Regions from separate parts of the Mus musculus genome. Here region 2 is linked to region 1. A link is a loop called in an ENCODE intact Hi-C map of the cell type or tissue named here. Cell type or tissue: left cerebral cortex. All regions are shown on one strand. Links, peaks and the distances in the headings refer to the core of each region. The heading gives the core; the rest is flanking DNA.

Region 1 (9,719 bases), core at 1-8,000:
GGCACTGTGGGCCGCCTGTGCAATAAGAGCAGCACGGGTCCCGATGGCTGCGGCAGCATGTGCTGTGGCCGCGGCCACAACATTCTGCGCCAGACGCGCAGCGAGCGCTGCCACTGCCGGTTCCACTGGTGCTGCTTCGTGGTCTGCGAAGAATGCCGCATCACCGAGTGGGTCAGCGTCTGCAAGTGAGCAGACCCAAGCTCCTCTGGGTCTCAAGAATGGTTGTCCTCTTGGTGCCTGGCTTCTGCCGCTAGCGGATCTGAGCCAGGCAGCAAGCAGCAGCCTTGGCTCCTGAGAGAGGTGGTTGGCTCTTACAGCCCCGAGGGTCTACAATCACCAGACAGTCCAGATCTGATTGACATTCCTCCGCTCACCTCTGTAGGTTCCCCTCTTTCTGTTCCTAGCTCAGACAGCTGGGGGTGATAGTGGAGACTGTTCCACACCCTAGGACAGGTCACCAAAGCAGCCCAGCCTGGCATGCCTACCTCCTGTCATCTCTTCTTCCCTTCCCCAGGAGTGATAGGCAATGCACTGAAGCTGATGGGCACCGGGGAAGAAAACTAAAAGGCAGAAATGGCCGTCATCGGGCTGAAGTGACTCTAAGGGCTCCAGACCTCTGCTCCTGTCTTTCACTTAACAGATATTTATTTTTGCGCTCTCTTTGAGACACTCTCTGGGGAAAAAGAAGCTCCGGAGTCTACAGGCTGATTAAGGGACATGGACAATAAACCAGTAAACACACAAACAAGGTTATTCCAGGCAATGTTATGGGTTATGGGGAAAATTAATCAGGACCCCTTGTATACTTTGATTTGTGGGAAATAGAGCCCTTCCCCCTTCCCGCTAAAACTGTCAGCCAGGAAGACTTCTGAATTGTGATAGACAAGCTGTGACCTGCAGGGTGAGAGAGAGCCATAGGGAGGTGGGGAAGGGCTTTCCAGACCCATAACTCTGAGGGGAGAGAGACCTACACTTGCTGAAGGATCAGCAGAGCAGCTTCTGTGTTTGGAGTATAAAACTCAAGGGCTGATCAGAGCGACCAGAGGATGGGGTAGCCATAAGAACTGGGTTTTATTAAAGAGGAATCTGCAGAGACTCTTAAGCAGACACCAGTTGTGCTCTGGTTCCCACACGAGTGGGGGTCTGGCCAAAAGGATGATAGTCAGAAAGAACGTTATGGTTATGGGGACCACGGCTAATACCTAGCTGAGGCCTGAGCTTGGATGACAGCAGTAGGGATGTCTAGAAGGACCCAGAGATCCAGAGTCCTCAGTGCCAGAATTCTAACCGCCCACTTTGTACCTGAGCCCTTTGCCACAAGCCAGGACGAGTGGCTGTGCCCAGCAGCAACCGATGGCAGAGACAGGAGGCACTCTGAGGGAAGCAATCCCGGGCAAGACTCAGCTCAACCCAGCCAGCGCCCCAGGGAGCAGGTGGGGCCAGGAGGTGCGGCTGGGAATAGGGTGGTGGCAGACTCACCGTCTGGAGCTGGGCTCTGGAGTCTAGGCAGGAAAGCTAGGGGTGCATAGGAAGCCATCCTGAGCCCCTCATTCCCCCAGAGCCTCAGCTGAAGATGTCAGTTAGCAGGTGAACACCCCCCCCCCCACCATCTTAGGTTCTTATGTTTCTACTAGGACGCTTGTATTCCCTGTGGTTCAAGCCTGATGACTTTCTAGAACAGAGCCCCCAGGATCTGATTTACACAGGTTTATCTACCTCATCCAGGCCTATTGCTCAGCTCCTTCACTTAATAGATGTCTCCATGTATCGCCTAGTGGCATCCATCTTGATAAACCAAGCTCAGACCGAGTCTTGTTCCAAAGGCCAGTTTGCACAGAGACCCAACCCCCACCCAACGTTTCCTTGCTCCTATCCCTTGAGGGGGTGACTCTGAAACCATACATCTCTGTTTGCTCTCCAGATGGAAGACTGGACCCACTTGCTCTCAGCTCCCTGCTGGGTGACTGTGGCATTTTAGTAGCCCCTGGGCAAGCCCAAGGTGTAGGGCTCTCTCCAGTTCTGTCACCTCAGTAGAGACTTGGGTTTGTCTCCCCACCCCACCCCCCAAACAGTCCCACAGGCAGGTGGGTGAGAGTCTCCGAGGGGAGGGAGGAGGGGTAGGCAGGAACAGACAGACACACCTGCCTCATTCCTTTCCTCTTGTTCATCCTGGAGAGAACTCTAGGGGCCGGGTTCCCCCCTTCTTCCCTCCCATCCTAGGGAGGAAGAGGTATGCTGGGGGATTGGAGGGTAAAAGGAGAGCCCCGCCCCTAGCAGCACTCACTACTGCATTAGCTTTGACCTCCTCTGCCTTTCAGAGCTTGGGGAAGTGAGTTATAGGATGGAGTTTGGGAATAAGGAGGAAATTGCACACTGCCGAATATGCTACCTAGGGTGGAGTGGGGGCAGGGGACTGGACACTGAGCCTCAATGGGACTCCAGTGGTCAGAATCAGTGGTCTGATATATGCTAGTGTGACCTGTAAAGTTGGGAAAGGGACAAAGTTATTGTTTCCCTAAGCCACCACCACACAGCCTCCCTGATCTGGACCACAAGGCTGGGCCCCATAATAGCAGAGTGGTCTATGGGAGGCCTTACAAGAAGGAAAAGATGATGCAGGTGGGAGGGTGGGTGCTGTGCTTAGGCACACTGGCTGGAGCCTACAGCGGGAACAACCTACTGGTCGGAAACAACAATGGGATCATGAATTTAATGCAAGTTTAGGGCGAAGGTGGGCTGGAGAGCTCGGAAGTCACCCGCCATGAAAATTGGAATGGGAACAGAAAGTGACCAGGGATCCTTCCAAGGAAGAAAAGACCTCCCTGGTTCCTGTGCACTTTCGACCCGAGGGACATTAGATTATTTTTTTCAAAGGCAGAACTGAGGTCTAATGTCGGGAAAGGAGGGAGGTAGGAACTAACAGCAAATGGGGCCATGTACTGATGGACGCAGTGCTGGGGTTAGAGGTCAGGGAGAAACGGCTGGAATGGGATGAGGACCCAGGCATCTGGCTTTCCAGCCGCCAGGGGGCTTAAAGGGGCAGGGCATTCAGTGGTAGGCTTGCCAGCTGTAGAGTTCCTGGGCGAGAAGCAAGGTCAAGGCCATCATTCCGGAGGTCCTTCTATCTTTCTCTGAATTAATGCTCCCCCAGCTCGCCTCCGGTAGGGGGCCTTCCACCCTGGAGAGTGGCCAGGCTCCAATCGCAGCCCCCCTCCTCCCTTCCCACCCCCCCTCTCATGTGGTTGCCGGCAGCTGCCTGCGGTCGCCCCATCCCTTGTGCTCAAGGCACGGGGACTTTCCAACAGGGGAAAAAATGACTTAATGAGAGTGGGAGCCGGGGGCGGGAGGGACAGGTCCCTGTAATCACAGCTCCACTGTGGGGCCTGCGTACCTCCCGGTCCTTCCCAGCTTCCTGCTGTCAGCGCCCGCCTTGGGTTCTGCTGGGGGAGGGGGACAGGCTGGCGACAGGGAGATCCCTGTTCAGGTGCTAGGTTCTCTGGGGCCCTTAGACTGCCTTTTCTTTCTGAAAAGGCTTGAGTTGCTTGAGGACAGAACCTGGGGCACCCCAGAATCCCTCTCTGGATCCTGTCCAGAGCGAATTAGAAGAGTAAGGGGTACCGGAGAGAATCCTTTGCTGTTTCGAGACTGCGCACTCCGCAACGCCCCCGGTTGCCGTGGCAACCAGGGCAGCCGAGGTGTGTCCGCGGGCCTGGGAGATGTGTGTCCTCCCCCCCCCCCTTGCCTTTACACGCCGCCCGCAGGGCCAGGCCCCGCTGCTGTGGTGCGCGGGGGTGGGGGTGTGCCGTTACCATGGCAAGGGTGAGCCAGAAGGGCACATTCTTCCCCAGGGTGGGAGCGCCCTGGGGACATGAGAAGGGGGGTGACGGGGGCGGCAGAAAGGGGAGCAGAGGATGGTCAGAACAAGGGAGGAGTCTCGGACAAGATGAACCAGGGTTTCTGAGGTTGGGGTGGGGAGTTTGGAATCTGTCCTCTCCCCTACTCCAGCTCTTCTGAGGTGTCCTCCTCCTGCTGTTGAACCCTTCTTGGGGTTCAAAGCCCCGAGGCCTCTGTTTCCAAGGAAGGAGCTTCCAATAATCAACCAAACCCCACTTGGCTATTCCTGGTCGGGCCTGTGGAGCTAAGAGACCTGTCCCACTCCACTCCCAGTAGCACTGAAGCCCAGACTTCTAGCCATTGCCCTGCAATTAAGCCCCCCGCCCGCCTCTGTGCCACCCGCCCAGCCTCCGCCTGGCCCAGTCCGCTGCCAATTACAGCTTTGCACAGCAGGGTTGTCTTGGAGACCCCGGGAATCCTGGGAGTAGGGAACAGCAGGCACATCAAGAGGATGAGATCCTGGGGGTGTCCTTGACCCCAGGGTCCTCATCTGAAACGTCAGGCTACACCCGCGCGCGCACGTGTGCGTGTGTGTGTGTGTTGCAACGTCTGGGATCCAAGGCTGTGTGTACTCAAAAAGTTCAAGGCCCCTGCGGCCTATTCTCTTTTCCACCGCAGGCTGCCGCGTGGGTCTCTCCTGGCCCCACGCCCTGACCAATGGACCCAGCTTGGTTTTGCTGAGCCAACCACAGGGCAGCCGCCAGCTTGTAACTGATGTTTTGTGGAAGACACAAAACGGCGCCCTCTTTGGGCATAAGGGTTCCCTCTTTCTGTCCAGCAAAGGAAAACAATCAGGGAGTATGCATAGAATCCATTGGAGCGTTCTGCCACCACCCTGTCCCCTGCCGTTCTTTCTCTCTCTATCCCGCGGGCTAGTCTGCAGGGGCTCCAGTAAAGCTTCGCGCCTCCCGCAGTCCAGCTTCTCACATCTGGTTGGCAGCTGGGAACCGCCCACCATAAACTACTGAGGACATGGCGCCCTCTGTTGGTGAGGATTGGAGAAGCATCAGCTTTCGGGCCTGTGCTGTGCGCTTCTGCGCAGTGTCCAGGGTTTCTGCTCATGATGCATGGGTCTCGGATTCCACTCATTCCTTTGCCTGCTGGAAACCCAACACATTCTGACTCGCGTCGCTCCAAAAATCCTGCCATGCAGGCTCTTTGCTTTCTGCCCGACACGATCTCACTGACCCTCTGTTCTGCCTGTGTGTGTGCCTAAAACCCAGCCCAGTGACCTAGCTTCTCTGAACCTCACAAGGTGGCAAGCTCTGACTTCAGGATGTGAGACCTGTCTTTCCACGCCCCACGATTACTCCCCACCCCCAGCCTTCCCGAGCTTACTGTAAAAGTCCTAAATTTAACGGCATATTTGTTCAATGGAATTCCTTGCTCTGTCCTTTAAATGAAGTAGTTGAAGTCTATTTAGCGGCTGATTCAGTAATTTAGTATTTGCTCTACACTGGGGAAGGGTACCTTAACAAAAAATAGCACGAGACAGGGTCTCCCTTTAATGTAAGAAATCGGACAGGCATCCAAGAGCTGAATTATTTCGGTTGAGGGATTATAGGTGGTTTAAAATTTGTTCACCGTCTATCAGCAGTTTTCATTTGTTTAAAATGAGCCTATTTGACTTTGTCATCGTAATGATTCCATACGTGAATATTTTGGTCCAAAAGTGGGCATCACACTATTTTTTTTTGAAAAGGTTTAAAACACTCTCGAGAAGGAGGCAGTTAGATATCTATGTGTTTGCGGCTAGCCTAGTCTAAATATCTAGTTCTAGCCCAGCCAAGGCTACATAGAGAACCTTATTTTAAAAAACAGAGGTGTATAACAACTGTATGTGTAATGGCCCACAGAGGCCAGAAGAGGGCGTCGGTCCCCTGAAACTGGAGTCGGAGGCAGCTGTTAACTGCAGCAACGTGAGTGCTGGACCTAAGCCCAGATCTTGGAAGAGAAGCTCTTGCTCCTAACCACCAGCTCCACACTGTGTTATTACTTCTGGTCAGCCCTAAAAAAAAAAAATACATACACGCAACACTCAATGGACTCGGTTATATTTATACGTTTATCCTCGCACCTGTCTTTCTGTCTCTCTGTGTCTCTGCCTCTGTCTGCCCCAGCCACCCTTCCTATAGATCTGAATATGGTACTCTCAGCTATCTCTCCAGCACCATGTCTTCCTGAAGTGTAAATCAGCCCCAATTACACGGCCTCCTTTATAAAAGTTGCCGTAGTCATGGTTCCTCTTTACGGGAATAAAAAATAAGACAGTCCTTAAGTCTGATGTCTCCACTGTTGTCTGTGGGTGACAGAATAATCATTTTCCTCTATGAAGATGTTGTCACAAGGAGCAACACAGAAAACTGGTTAAAGGCCTCATGCTTTCTTCTTGTTCTTCAGTCTACTCACTCTTCGCACCGTGTGCATCTGCTGCCTTCTCTCGTGACACTTTATGTGTTTTTGGACATCCTCTGGCCTGGTTTTCCTCTCACTCTTCTCTGTCTCAGGGATGGTTTACTCTTCTCTGCTTGCTTGCACTCCAGATACTGGGGACTGAATTCACAAATACTAGGCAAGGATCTACCACTGAGCTACACGGCCAGCCCTATGTTTGCCTTTGGAAACCGATAGAAAGATACAGAAAGGTTAGACTAGTTGTACAGAGAACACACGCCTTTGTTGAACCACATGAGTAAGTTGCAGATGTAACCCTGTTGTTATCCCTAGTGCTTTAGGACATGAGTTCTTCAAATAGACATTCTCCTTCTAACACGGCATGATGCTCTCAATCAGGAAGCTTGCCTCGTAGTACCAATGCAGCCCGATTGACACCAATGCTTGTCAGACTTTCGTCATTTGGGCCAGTGCTGTCTTTTGTAACAAAAGGCTCCAGCTTTGAATTATTCACCCCATTGGATTCTGTCTTTCCATCTGACACAATTACAATGCTTTACTTTCACACCCGGGACAATTGAGAAGATTACAGACCGGTTGCATTGTAGAACATTCCTCCATGTGGATTTGTCTGCTGTTTCTTCATGATTAGATGTGGGTTATGCATCTTTGGCAACAATACTACAGATGTTAAATCTTTCCCTCATTGCCCTATTATTTATTCTGATGCTTAAAATTCCCTCGAGTTGCTCCAGCTGCCAAGCTAGTTTCTGTCTCTGTGAATTTACTGAGTACTTCCTTATTTTATGGCTTAGTATTTTCTCCACCCCAGCCTCAACACCAGTCATTTTGACAAGCAACCTTTTTTTTTGTTTGTTTGTTTTCCTCTTGATGGAAGATTAAATGTGGAAACTGATATTGCATTCTAGATAAGCTCACTGTTCTTGGGGTACCACTGCCTCCAGAACTCCCAGTGGACAGTAATAGGAAATACGTTTTATCCTATAAACAGCTATCTTTGTGCTGGTCAGTCTCTCATCTCTCCAGCCATACGATCTATTGGTCAACACTGACCCACGTAGAAAACCAATGGTCTCACCTTTAGTTCCCTCACAAGACACAGTTCTCTCTCTCTCTCTCTCTCTCTCTCTCTCTCTCTCTCTCTCTCTCTCTCTCTCTGGTTTTGTTTTTGTTTTTCAAGACAGGGTTTCTCTGTGTAGCCCTGGCTGTCCTGAACTCACTTTGTAGACCAGGCTGGCCTCGAACTCAGAAATCCACCTGCCTCTGCCTCCCGAGTGCTAGGATTAAAGGCGTGTGCCACCACACCCGGCTACTTTCTCTCTTTTTTCTTTTGTATTTCTTTCTCTCTTCTTGCTACCACCACTTCATCCACTCCCCTTACAGGTGTTATCACCCTCTGTGCTGGGCTTCCAGAACCTCTGCTCTTCCGTAGTCCCCTTTGTGCTTATAGCAGGGATGCCACACATCCTTTGGCTCTACCTATGTCATGACTTTTGAATGAAATGATTCAAAAAGAAACAGTGCAGAGGCTGGAAATGATCCCACTCCCTTTCGGAGCTTTAGGGAAATTCCTGAATCCTTTCCATTTGGGAAGTGACATCCATCCTTTCAGATCTTTGTGTTGAAAACCCTGGAGTCACAGGGGCCTGCATTTCACATCAAGTCCACCACAGGTAACTGTCTATTGTGTTCCTCTCTCTCTATCCCAATAACTCCACAAAAGTTCAGACTCACTTTTGCTCCTGTGTGCGCACGAGTGCACGCGTGCATGTGTGTGGATGTATGTGTAGGTTCTGTGTTTCTTTTCTTTATTTTTTAAAATGAAGTAAGTTATTTTAGTTAAATTTTACTTATGTGAGTACAATGTAGCTGTCTTCACACACACAAGAAGAGGGCATCGCCTCCCATTATAGGTGGTTGTGAGCCACCAAGTTGTTGCTGGGAATTGAACTCAGGATCTCTTAAAGAGCAGTCAGTGCTCTTAAACACTGAGTCATCTCTCCAGCCCCAGCTCTGTGTTTCTAATACAAGGGATGGAATTGAGTACATAGTAGATGCTCAATAAATATGGCTGAATGAATGAATAAATGAACATCTATGGAAATGACTGCTAATCTCTCTGTCTTTGGCCCAGCTGTACTTCATAAGATCTTTTCTGAAATTCTACCGCCAGCTAGATGCATTTTGATGGGTGGGTGTATAGCACTCCAAAGCAAGCTTTAATAATGTAGATTCATTATTTAGCTATGCATTTGTTCATCAAAGAACTGAGTCCTTCTTTTTCAAGGCTATTCTTCTTTTGGATGCCTCTCAGCCCCTGGTATACAACAGACACTTAATATTTGCTGAGTCAATGAGGGCCTGTCCCCTTTAAGCCGGCTCTCTGTAAATGACTTTTGTTCTCTTGTAACGTCATCTTCCCACCACTCAGCCTCACAGTTGCTGTCTCTGTGGATTCACCTGCTTATTTTCTTTCCATATTCACACCGACGGGCATCCTGCTCCCGAGTCTGTGCCCTCCGAACCTCTCAGACCTTACAACGACCTTGTTCTCTTCTCTCTCTTCAATCCATTGCCATTAGAGCCTTCTAGTTTCCTCTTACATAATGTGCATACAATTTCCCCCACTGAAGCTTTCAATGGATCTTTGTACTAATTAAGGCTCTTAATTGCAGACAACAGAAATGGAGCCTGATTCACTTACAAGGAAGAAGAATTTCCTGAATGATATTGAGTAACTCCCAGTGTTGACAGGAGGCCTCAAGAACCAGCCTTGTGGCCCAGAGCTGTATTTCAGTTGGTAGAGTGCCTGCGCAGTAGAAGACCTGGTTTTTGACTCCTAGCATCACATAAAACTATGTATAATGGTACATGTCTGTAACACTAGGACCTGGGAGGCTGCAATAGGAGGACCAGAAGTTCAAGGTCATCTTGGAGCAGATGAGAACGTCTTTCTTTTATTCACTGATTTATTTATTTTTTTAATTTTTACATGCATTGGTATTTTGCGTAGCTGTGTAAGGGTGTTGGATTCCCTAGAACCGGAGTTACAGGCAGTTGTGAGGTACTATATGAGTAATGAGCATTGAACCCAGGTCCTCTGGAAGAGCAGCCAGTGCTCTTAACCATTGATTCATCTCCCCAGCCCTGAAAATGTCTTAGAAACAAGCAAACAAACAAGTCAATCTTGAGAGTAGGTAGGGGCTGAAAAAAAATTAGGCACCTGACTTCAACCAAGTCCAGTCTCAGAAGGAGACGGGTAGCAGGCTGTACTGGCTGAGTCCTCAAACAGCTACAGCTACAGCTACAGCCTTAGCTACTGCTACTGCTACTGCTACTGCTACTGCTACTGCTACTGCTACTGCTACTGCTACTGCTACTGCTACTGCTACTGCTACTGCTACTGCTAC
Region 2 (10,087 bases), core at 1,129-9,128, 53 kb after region 1:
GCACGGTGCTGTCGCTTTCCCCTGCTTCCTCGGCCAAGGGCCGGAGGCCGGGAGGGCTGCCGGAGGAGAAAAAGAAGGCGCCGCCCGCGGGGGACGAGGCGCTGGGGGGCTACGGCGCGCCGCCGGCCGGCAAGGGCGGCAAAGGCGAGAGCCGGCTCAAACGGCCGTCCGTGCTCATCTCGGCGCTCACCTGGAAGCGCCTAGTGGCAGCCTCGGCCAAGAAGAAGAAAGGCAGCAAAAAGGTGACGCCCAAGCCAGCGTCCACCGGTCCCGACCCTCTGGTCCAGCAACGCAACCGCGAGAACCTTCTCCGCAAGGGCCGCGACGGCCCCGACGGTGGCGGAACAGCCAAGCCCCTGGCCGTGCCGGTGCCCACGGTGCCCACGACCGCTGCCACCTGCGAGCCCCCGTCGGGGGGCAGCGCAGCCGCCCCTCCACCAGGCTCAGGCGGGGGAAAGCCGCCGCCGCCGCCACCCCCAGCCCCGCAGGCGGCACCGCCGGCGCCCGGAGGCTCGCCGCGGCGGGTCATCGTGCAGGCGTCTACCGGCGAGCTGCTCCGCTGCCTCGGCGACTTCGTGTGCCGACGCTGCTACCGCCTCAAGGAGCTGAGCCCCGGCGAGCTGGTGGGCTGGTTCCGCGGCGTGGACCGCTCGCTGCTGCTGCAGGGCTGGCAAGACCAGGCCTTCATTACCCCCGCCAACCTGGTGTTCGTGTACCTGCTGTGCCGGGAGTCGCTTCGTGGGGACGAGCTGGCGTCGGCCGCGGAACTGCAGGCCGCCTTCCTCACCTGCCTCTACCTCGCCTACTCCTACATGGGCAACGAGATCTCCTACCCGCTCAAGCCGTTCCTCGTGGAGCCCGACAAGGAGCGCTTCTGGCAGCGCTGCCTGCGCCTCATCCAGCGGCTCAGCCCGCAGATGCTGCGACTCAACGCCGACCCCCACTTCTTCACGCAAGTCTTTCAAGACCTCAAGAACGAGGGCGAGGCCGCGGCGAGCACCGGGGGTCCACCGAGCGGAAGCAGCGCGTCCACCACCTCCTCCTCGAGCGCCAGGGACAGCTGCGCGACCGGAGCCAAGCACTGGACTATGAACTTGGACCGCTAGGGATTCCCAGGGGCCGCGCCCGCCCCCCGCCCCAGCCCCTCACACACACCCGGAAACCCCGGGACCATCAAGCCACCGTCGCTATTACCGCTGCTCTATGCCCAGGCTGGGCCGAGGAGGAGCCGCCCCTGCCCCACAGGGGAAGGTGGAGGCTAGGACGCCAGAGGCCGCGGTGTCTGGATTTACTGGGCGTGGGGTGGGCGTGGGGGATGATCGCGGGAAGTGCACCCCCAACTTCGTTCACCCTTTCCGTCTGTCTGCGCCTCCATCTTTCCATTTCTGCCCTGGTCTCCCTCTTTCCTGCTGTGGGCATCTCAAAGTCCACCACCCTGGGTTTTGTCCAGTCCCTCACCTTTCTGTGTCTTCGTCTTACCTCCTGTCTGCAGCCCCCGCCCCCGCCCCCGCCTGTCCATTGGCATTCCCTGGGCTTTACCCTTTTCTACCTTACCCCGAGCCTGATGGTACCCCACTGCGGTCCCCGCTTCTCCAGCACCTATGTTTCCGTGTACCCTTCTTGTTCCTCTTCCTTCCTCCGGTCATGTCACCTCCATCCCTCCTGTCTGCCTTCCCTCTCTCTGCTTGTGTCGTCCTGCAACCCCCCACCCCCCACCAACCGATCCCCAAGACTCTACACTCCTTTCCCCAGATCCTTAGTTTTTTGGTTTTTGTTTTTTAAATTTGGATAGACTGGACAGGAAACTGCAGTCTCAGTTGTCCAGGCAAAGATCAGGGTGATCCTTTCCTTCACCCCCACGGCCTCTCCCCACCTTTTCCAACGTGTTGCATGCTGGGAGTTGAGGAGGAAAGGGCTGCTGCCTTCATTTAGGAGGCTGAGATTTGAGGGCAAGATCCAACCTGGTAGACTACCCCGCTTGCAGCGGTGGTGTCTTCTCTGTGGATGGATAGAAAGAGAAAGAAAACTCTTCTTATCTGGGGGAGGGGCGTCCTCTTCCTTATCTTTAGATTTCTTGTTATATCCCCTCCTCACACTTTAATTTATTTCGCTGTTTCAGGAGGGTGGGTGGGTGGGGAGGGGGCTGGGCAGGGAATTGTCCGAGGTGCTGAGCTGGGCGGGACCGGAATCGTCCTGGGAAGAGTACCAGGGACTGGGTCGGGCCTGGGGCCTTGTCCAAGGTGCCAATGATGCGGGCCGACGGCGCAGGCCGCACTATCTGTCTGTCCGTCTGTCCTGGAGCGAACTATAAAGCGCTGGAAGCGCCTACAGATGGTTTCGCGCCGGCCTCTTTTTGGGTTCCCGGAGGGTGGAAAGGAATGGGCGTAGGAGTGAAACTGTTAGGGGTAGGGTAGGAGGGAAAGTCAGGTCCCTGAGATCTGTAACCTGCTACCTGCCCACACTGGCTTTCATTTTACAGTAAAGCATCATAAGCCAAGGGTTGAGGCTGAACTTACCTCCCAATTCCGGCCTCCATCTTGTCTGCCCTACCTCCTTATTAATACTCAGGCTACTTAAGGACAAATGATAAAGAGACAGAAGTCTCCCTTTCTGTGAGGTGACCCTTGAGACAGAACTGGCTAGCCATGATGTTTTTATTTCTTTCCGTTCTTCCCACCATATATTGATTGAGTCAGGAGTCTAGTCAGGCCTGACTAAGCCTGTGCTTACCTCTCTCAGTTGGGATATGAGTACCACCCCCACCCCGTGAGGCTGCTTTAGTCACAGGCCCACCCAGAGCAGTCTTTGCAGACCCATTCCTGCTTGGGACTCAGACCTTGACCCTTGACCACCAGAGAAGTGCAATTATTGGCGGAAACAAAAGGGGAAACGAAAGCCTTTTCCAACTGAAAAAAAAGGGGGGGGGGGAATTTAGCTAATTGGCTCCAAATCTCTGCTTAGTCCCCACTGTCCTCTTAGTTAGACAGCAAAACAGCACATTTAGTGTTGCGTCCGCTAAAGAAGGACTGACTGCAGGCAGAATGTTTGCGGTTGCGAACCTGGTCGCCACCGTGGCCACGAAGATCCAGAAAGAATTCCGGGAGGGGCCGGCAAAGGAGAGGGCTCGATTCGCTGTCCGTGGTGCTGAAGGGCGCGTTCCTGCAGGGTGGGGGCTTGCACTAGCTGCCAGAGGGGGACTCAGCCACAGATCTGAATAATTCAAGGGTGGGGTGTAAGCTATTCTGGCGACAAGTTACAGAAGTCTTGCCGGAGAACCAGGAATGTTGCCTCCCCCTTGCCCTCCTCGGAGGACAGGACTTGGCTTTCACCTGGCCTGTACCCACAGCCCTAGCACCCAGCCTGGAGGCGGAAATCCTCGGCCCAGATTTGTGAATCGAGTTCCCGGGGGGTGGGGGTGGGGGGTGTGGAAAGCTAGCGGAAGGGAAGGCGGGAGCAGCCGCCCATTGGCTGGAATTTGGCGCAGTCAACGCGGTGCCGTCATCTCTCTGGATTTGGGAGGAGGGAAGGAAGATCACTTGGGTCACTCCGCGGCTGTCGCTATGGTAACCAGACTGAGCGGGCGGGGCCACCTTTCCACTCGCTTACCTTTGGGTGGGGAAAGCATCCTGATTTTCTTAATTTGGAACTAATTAGTGAGACTAGCGACTTGATTGAAATTTCAGAGTTAGAGCAGCCTAAAGGGGATGAGGAAGAGACTCGAAAGCAGATAGAGATTTTTTTTTTAAATCCTGCCCTTGGAACACTGCCTAGCTGCTGCCCCGAACTCATGGACACAGCATCTTCTTTCTGCTCGCACCGGTGTGCGTGTGCACGCACACGTAGACGCCTTCGCGTGCCTCCTGGAACCTACGGTCTGGCACTGAAGAACTCGGATGAGAAGACGGGCGAAAAGCATCATTGAGTGGTGTCAGCTTGCCCTGTTACATCCCAAAGCTGGACACACTGCTATAATCCGATTAGAGTTAGCGGTGGGGTTCTGGAAGATGATCATCAGGATTGCTTGGAACAATTAGCTTTCTGGGTTACATTTGGTAGGAGTCCTGTTTTTTCTGGGTGGAGGGCAAAGAGGAAGAACAGTCTTCTGAGAAGCCAAAAGGAAAAACCGAAAATGAGAGAGAAATGCAAATGCAAAAGAGTAAAGTGCCTTCTCTTTCCGGCCAGAGATTGAACCTGGGGATAAATGCATCCAGGTTGGTAAAGACGGGCCTAGAACTCTCTGGAGAGCCCGGAAGGGCCAGGAGTAGACTAACTGGAAATGGAGGTTTGGAGAGAGAAGCCCAGTTGTAGCCATGACTCAGCACTTCCCCTTGCAAAGGACCAGAGCACAGGGCCGTGTGTTGGGCTGTGTGAATATGAATAGGTGGCTGACAAGAGATGCACCCCTTTGCTGGATGCATACATCAATACAGGGGCAGAGGCATATATTTTAACCCAGGCAGACATGAATGTGTTTATACTGATGAAGGTTCATTCAATTATATACATATATGTGCTCTCCCCTTCTGTGTCCCCCTTGCTGGACATTGCAAAGAACACTCTGTCCTGAGAGCCATGCTTGCCTGTCCCCAGAATACCTTAGTACTTTCTGGAAAAGGAGAAATGTTAAAAACTCCTAGATATGGGAGGGAGTTGTCATGGAAACCCCTTTGCCTGCCAGCAAGGGTGCCCAGCAACCAGAGCATCTGGCAGTAACCAGGAGAATATCCTATGGCCTCTGCATATGGGGACTCTGCCTCAGGCATTCAGATGGGTTCTTCTGGAAGGTCTCTGCCAGAGAGCCTCCCAAAATGACGCCCCCACACTAGAGTCAGACTATCAGATTATAAAGAATATAAAGGAAGCTATGTGCAAGGATGTGACCTTAAAGTACCTCCTGCTTCACGTAGTCCTTTTTGTTCTCTCTTCCTACCTTTCAGGGTCTCACTATGTAACCAGGACTGGCCAGGAACTCAGTGTAGACCAGGCTAGTCTAGAACGTGGGGCAATCCTCTGGTTGTCTTGTCTTTGCCTTTTGAGTGCTGAGTTACAGTGGCCTGTAGTTGCTGTGAGTGGCCTCTAGAACGGGATGCATCCCTAACCACTGGCTCATCTTTTCAACTCCCCACCCCAACTCCCAGTCAGCTGCTCTTAAGATCTCTTTCTGTGTGGAGATATTTGCCACAATCATCTGTTTCTCTTAAGAGTACCCTCCCTGTTTCTTCACGCCTCTTAGTCAGCTGTCTGTGGTTAATATTTAGCATGAAGACCATAAATCTTAAAATGAGTCCCTCTCTGTATATTTTATATATGGCAACTTAAAAGTCAAGAAGAATAATGATGTAAAATATAACTAGAGAAATAAGCATCTCTTTACAAAATAAACTTCATGCATGGCATTCCACCAAGGAAAGAAGGATGGGAGGAACAGTATGGTTGCTCACAGCTATTTTGGGAGGCTGAGGGTGACCCACAACCATAAAATTATCTCATTGCTACTTCATAACTGTCATTTTGCTACTGTTATGAATCGGAATGAAAATATCTGATATGCAGGATATCTGATATGTGATACCCATGAGTCTCAACCACAGGTTGAGAACTGCTGACCTACAGGATCAGACCAGCCTGCATAACATAGTGATACCATTAACTCGAAGACAATCACACACATACACATATTATCCCAGAGAAACCACACAATAGCAAAGAAATCCTCAGAGGAGTGAATTAAAGTCAGCTATAGCATGTCTGTGATCTCAGCACATCAGAGGCTAAGGCAGGAGCACACTGGTTCAAGGACAGCCTGGATTACATAGGGAAATCCTGTCAAGGTCTGGGAGGAGGAGAGTATAGAAGGCTTACTAAAATAGATTGCACTGGTACATGCATAGACAGTACCGTAGAGGGAAAAGGATAGTCCAAACAAAGCTAAACTATGCAATGTTTGGAGTCCAGCATAGGGTGAAAGTACCACTTAGAACTCATTGACCAGGAGAGCCTGCAAGTGGTTTGTTTACAGCTGGGTAGCCATTTAGATAAAGAGGGAAACAGGTCAACCTTTGGTTTGTTTGTTTGTTTGTTTGTTTCTTCAAGACAGGGTTTCTCTGTGTAGCCCTGGCTGTCCTGAGACTTACTCTGTAGACCAGGCTGGCCTCAAGTTCAGAGATCTGCGTCCCTCTGACTCACGAGTGCTGGGTTAAAGGCACACAACCATCTAGCTCCATTACTCATTCTTTACCCTCCAAATATATCTAAATCTGATCAAAGATACAAAGAAATATGCTATACAGCCTTACATGAGGAGGTAATTAAAAATATCTAGTAGCATTAAGACTTTTCCCTCATGAGTTTCAACTTAGAGAATTGGTGCTAGGGAAATACTTGGAATACAGAGACATCACAGGTATTTAACTTTTCTTTTTACTTTATTATGCCCTGGAAAGAGAAAAGTTGGACTTTATTTAAATATTCACCAATAGTTAATCAGGGCTAAGTAAACTTTGAGATACCCCACTTACTGAATTTTACATTATTCAGTTAAAACAAATGAGTTAGCTGGACATGGCTGTACACAACTGTGAGTTCTGTGCTCATGAAGCTGAGACAGAGTGATCATAAATTTGAAGTCACCTTAGACTGTATAGCAAAACCTTGTCTCAGCTAGACAGATAAGTAGATAGATAGATAGATAGATAGATAGATAGATAGATAGATAGATAGATAGAAAGATAGATAGATAGATTGATAGGTAGATAGATAGATTGATAGGTAGATAGGTTGATTGATAGATATGGCTGCTCCTCCAGAAGACTGGGGTTGGATCACCAGCCCACACATGCCAGCTCACAGTGGTCTTGTAACTCTAGTCCCAGGGTATCTGATGCCCTCTTTTGGTTTTCAGGGGCACTGCATTCACAGTGATGCATAGATATACATGCAGGCCACAGATCCATCTATACAAAATAATAAAATAAAATTATAACCACAGTAAATGGTATCAGTATTCTGCACAGTTAGAAAAAGAAATTAATATATAGTAGTAAATATTAAAGTAAAAACTTGCATATAGGCTGGACTTGGTGACTCAAACCTTTAATGCTAACATCCCGGAGGCAGAGACAGAGGCAGGTAGAGCTCTGTGAGTTCTAGGCCACAGAGTGAGCTCCAGGTTAGCCACGACTATACAGTGATATCCTGTCTTTTTTTTTTTTTTTTTTAGTCAGAGAAGTAGCTTAGTACCTGGGATGTGATAGGCGCTACATAAATGAGAGCTGATATGCAACTTTTACCTAGGTGTGATAAACACCAGCAGGCTACATCCATTTAGCACTTACTGCCTTAGAGCAACCAATAAATGAACTTTCAAAAGCAAGTCTGTGTTCTCTTCCATTGCCAGTGAGCCTGTGACTAAATACATCTTTAGAACATAACTGAAGGGGAAACTCCTTGGTGTTCAGATTTCTCTCTTCTTATGCTATATTTGAACACTGAGGTTTTTGCTTTTGTTTTTGTTTTTGGGATAGGGTTTCTTTGTGTAGCCCTAACTGTCCTAGAGGTAGCTCTGTAGACTAGGCTGGTTTTGAACTCAGGGATCTATCAGCCTCTGCCTCCCGATTGCTGGGATTAAAGGTGTACACCACCACTGCTTGCCTGAGCATTGAATTTTTGCATTTAAGTTTAAGACTTTTCTTTCTGGTTTCCTTATAGTATATTTGTTTCATTAATTGATCTATTTGTGGGGACTTTTATTAAATTTTATTTTATTTGCATAAGTCTTCTGCCTACTATAAGTGTGCCTAGTGCAGAGACCAGAGGACGGTACCAGATCCCCTGAAACTGGAGTTACAGATGGTTTAAACAGCCATATAGATACTGAGAACTGAACCCAGGTCCTCTGTAAGAGCTACAACTGCTCTTAGCTGCAGAGCCATCTCTCCAGGCCCAGGAAATTTATTTTTATATGGGGGGGGAGTTGGAATATACTATTTTTTTCCAAATTAAGAGCATGTTTTTCCAACTTTGAAGTCTTTTATTTCCTAGTAAATGCCTTATAATGGCGGCACCATCATCATCATCATCATTGTCTTAGTTAGGGTTTTATTGCTGTGAGCAGACACCATGACCAAGGCAAGTCTTATAAAAAACAACATTTAATTGGGGCTGGCTTACAGGTTCAGAGGTTCAGTCCATTATCATCAAGGTGGGAGCATGTCAGTATCCAGGCAGGCATGGTGCAGGAGGAGCTGAGAGTTCTATGTCTTCATCCAAAGACTGCTAGTGGAAGACTGACTTCCAGGCAACTAGGGTGAGGATCTTATACCCACACCCACAGTGACACATCCATTCCAACCAGGTCACACCTATTCCAACAAGGCCACACCTTCAGATGGTGCCACCCCCTGGTCCAAGGATATACAAACCATCACATTCCACTCCCTGGTCCCCATAGACTTGTTCAAAAACATGAGTCTATGGGGGCCATACTTAAACATAGCATAATGCCAAATGCATTTAGTCCAACTTTCAAAGTCCTCATAGTCTATAGCAGTCGCAACAATGTTAAAAGTCCAAAGTTCAAGGTCTCTTCTGAGATTCATTCAACTTAATTAACTTTAATCCCCAAAGCAGGGCAGGGAACCAGCTGGGCAAACTCCAAACTCTGCATCTCCATGGCTGATGTCAAAGTGGTCTTCAGATCTCCACTCCTTTTTCATCTTTGTTGACTGCAACAAACTGCTTTCTCCCGGGCTGGTTCCACTCCCTGTTAGCAGCTTTCCTCAGCATGTATCCCATGGCTCTGGCATCTTTGAGTCTCCAAGGCAATTTCAATGTTACAGCTTCTTGTTTCAGTGTCTGGGATTCCACTTGATCTTTTGGACTCCTCCTAAGGGCTGACATCACTTTTCCAGCTCTGCCTTCTGTAGCACTCTAAGCTCAGGTTGATCCACTCCACTACGGCTGCTGTTCTTGGTGATCATCCCATGATACTGACATCTCCAATACACTGGGGTGTTCTACTTCAACTAGGCTTCACCAATAGCCTCTCATAGGCTCTCTTCAGGGTGCCAAGCCTCAAATCCTTTGCATGACCCCTTCAGTCCTGGGCCATCAACTACAGCTGAGGCTTCACCTTCTTCAATGGCCTTCCCTGGCCTCTCACAGTGCTAAGCCTCAGCTTCTCTCTATGATCCCTTCATTCCTTCACAAGCAGTACCACCTGAGAGACTCTTACACATTACCAAATCCAGCCGCAGCATGAGGTACAACCTTGGGTATCTCTGGAACACAGCTTCTTTGTGCTCCCAGAAAACAATTTCCAGAAGATTTCACCTCAATGATGCTGGTCTCTTCTTAATCACTGCTAATTCCTTAGCTCCAGCTAACCAGCATCAATTTTCCCAGTAGTTCCTTCCATTCTTAACTCTAGAGCCAGAGCCACATGGCTGAAGCTGCCGAGTTCTGATGCTTACAGGAATTAGACCATGACCCCCTTGTACTATTACATTATCACTAGCTTTATGTTTTCTAAATCCTTCACTGCCTAAGCTTGGCTATCCTAGTTCTTGCTCTGTAGATTGACCTTGAATGCAGAGATCAGCATGCTTGTCTCATGGGATTAAAGGTGTGTACTACCATGTCTGGATATAATTAAGCTGGGTAGAATCTTGCCCCAAGGTCCCACTCCCTTAATCTGTTATCTCCTAGAACAAAAGATTTTACTCCATTTCACTTCCTGGTACCCCTTTAATACTCGAACCATATATTTTATATTTTTCCTTTCTAAGCTTGCTATGCTTGTTCAAACTTCTCTTCATAAGACTTAACCAGAGAACAAAGTCTCTGCTGGGCTTTTTTGAAACTTCTTTTGTCAATGCAATTAATCCAAGTCTCTTCACCTTAGCCTCAGGCAAACTTTTCAGACAAGGGCAAAAAGTAGCCACATTCTTCACCAAAATATCACAAAACCAGTCTTTATGCCACATTCTGAAATTCTTCTCCTTTGAAATCTCTTGGGCCAGATCAACACAGTTCAAATCACTCCCAGCAACAAAGTCTTCCATATTCCTACTAGGATGACCCATTAAGC

The links. A loop is a pair of places that touch in the nucleus more often than their neighbours do. Peaks named below come from ENCODE experiments on the same cell type or tissue, not always from the same donor. Only the 100,000 strongest peaks of a DNase experiment are listed, where the experiment ranks them.
Region 2: it touches region 1 in a loop (3-fold over the local background); 7 of 42 quality-filtered maps call a loop at or near these places.

Annotation. Positions count from the first base shown.
Region 1 is chr1:74,803,432-74,813,150 of GRCm38, forward strand. Wnt10a (wingless-type MMTV integration site family, member 10A) reads left to right here. Exons shown (of 4, transcript NM_009518.2): 4 at 1-745. The coding sequence ends at 189. Among named protein-coding and RNA genes, the nearest start is that of n-TGgcc3, 8.5 kb to the right of the region's middle. In left cerebral cortex, for the core only: CTCF peaks have their summits at 3,055, 4,881 (motif pointing left) and 5,749 (motif pointing right); DNase peaks (open chromatin) are centred at 3,457, 3,624, 4,887 and 5,786; H3K4me3 peaks cover 1,326 bases; H3K27ac peaks cover 2,430 bases.
Region 2 is chr1:74,855,102-74,865,188 of GRCm38, forward strand. Cdk5r2 (cyclin-dependent kinase 5, regulatory subunit 2 (p39)) reads left to right here. Exons shown (of 1, transcript NM_009872.3): 1 at 1-2,631. The coding sequence ends at 1,106. The region is part of intron 2 of Gm16582 (predicted gene 16582); the gene reads left to right. Among named protein-coding and RNA genes, the nearest start is that of Cdk5r2, 5.1 kb to the left of the region's middle. In left cerebral cortex, for the core only: CTCF peaks have their summits at 5,061 and 6,904 (motif pointing left); DNase peaks (open chromatin) are centred at 1,286, 1,940, 2,432, 2,699 and 8 more places; H3K4me3 peaks cover 3,282 bases; H3K27ac peaks cover 3,903 bases.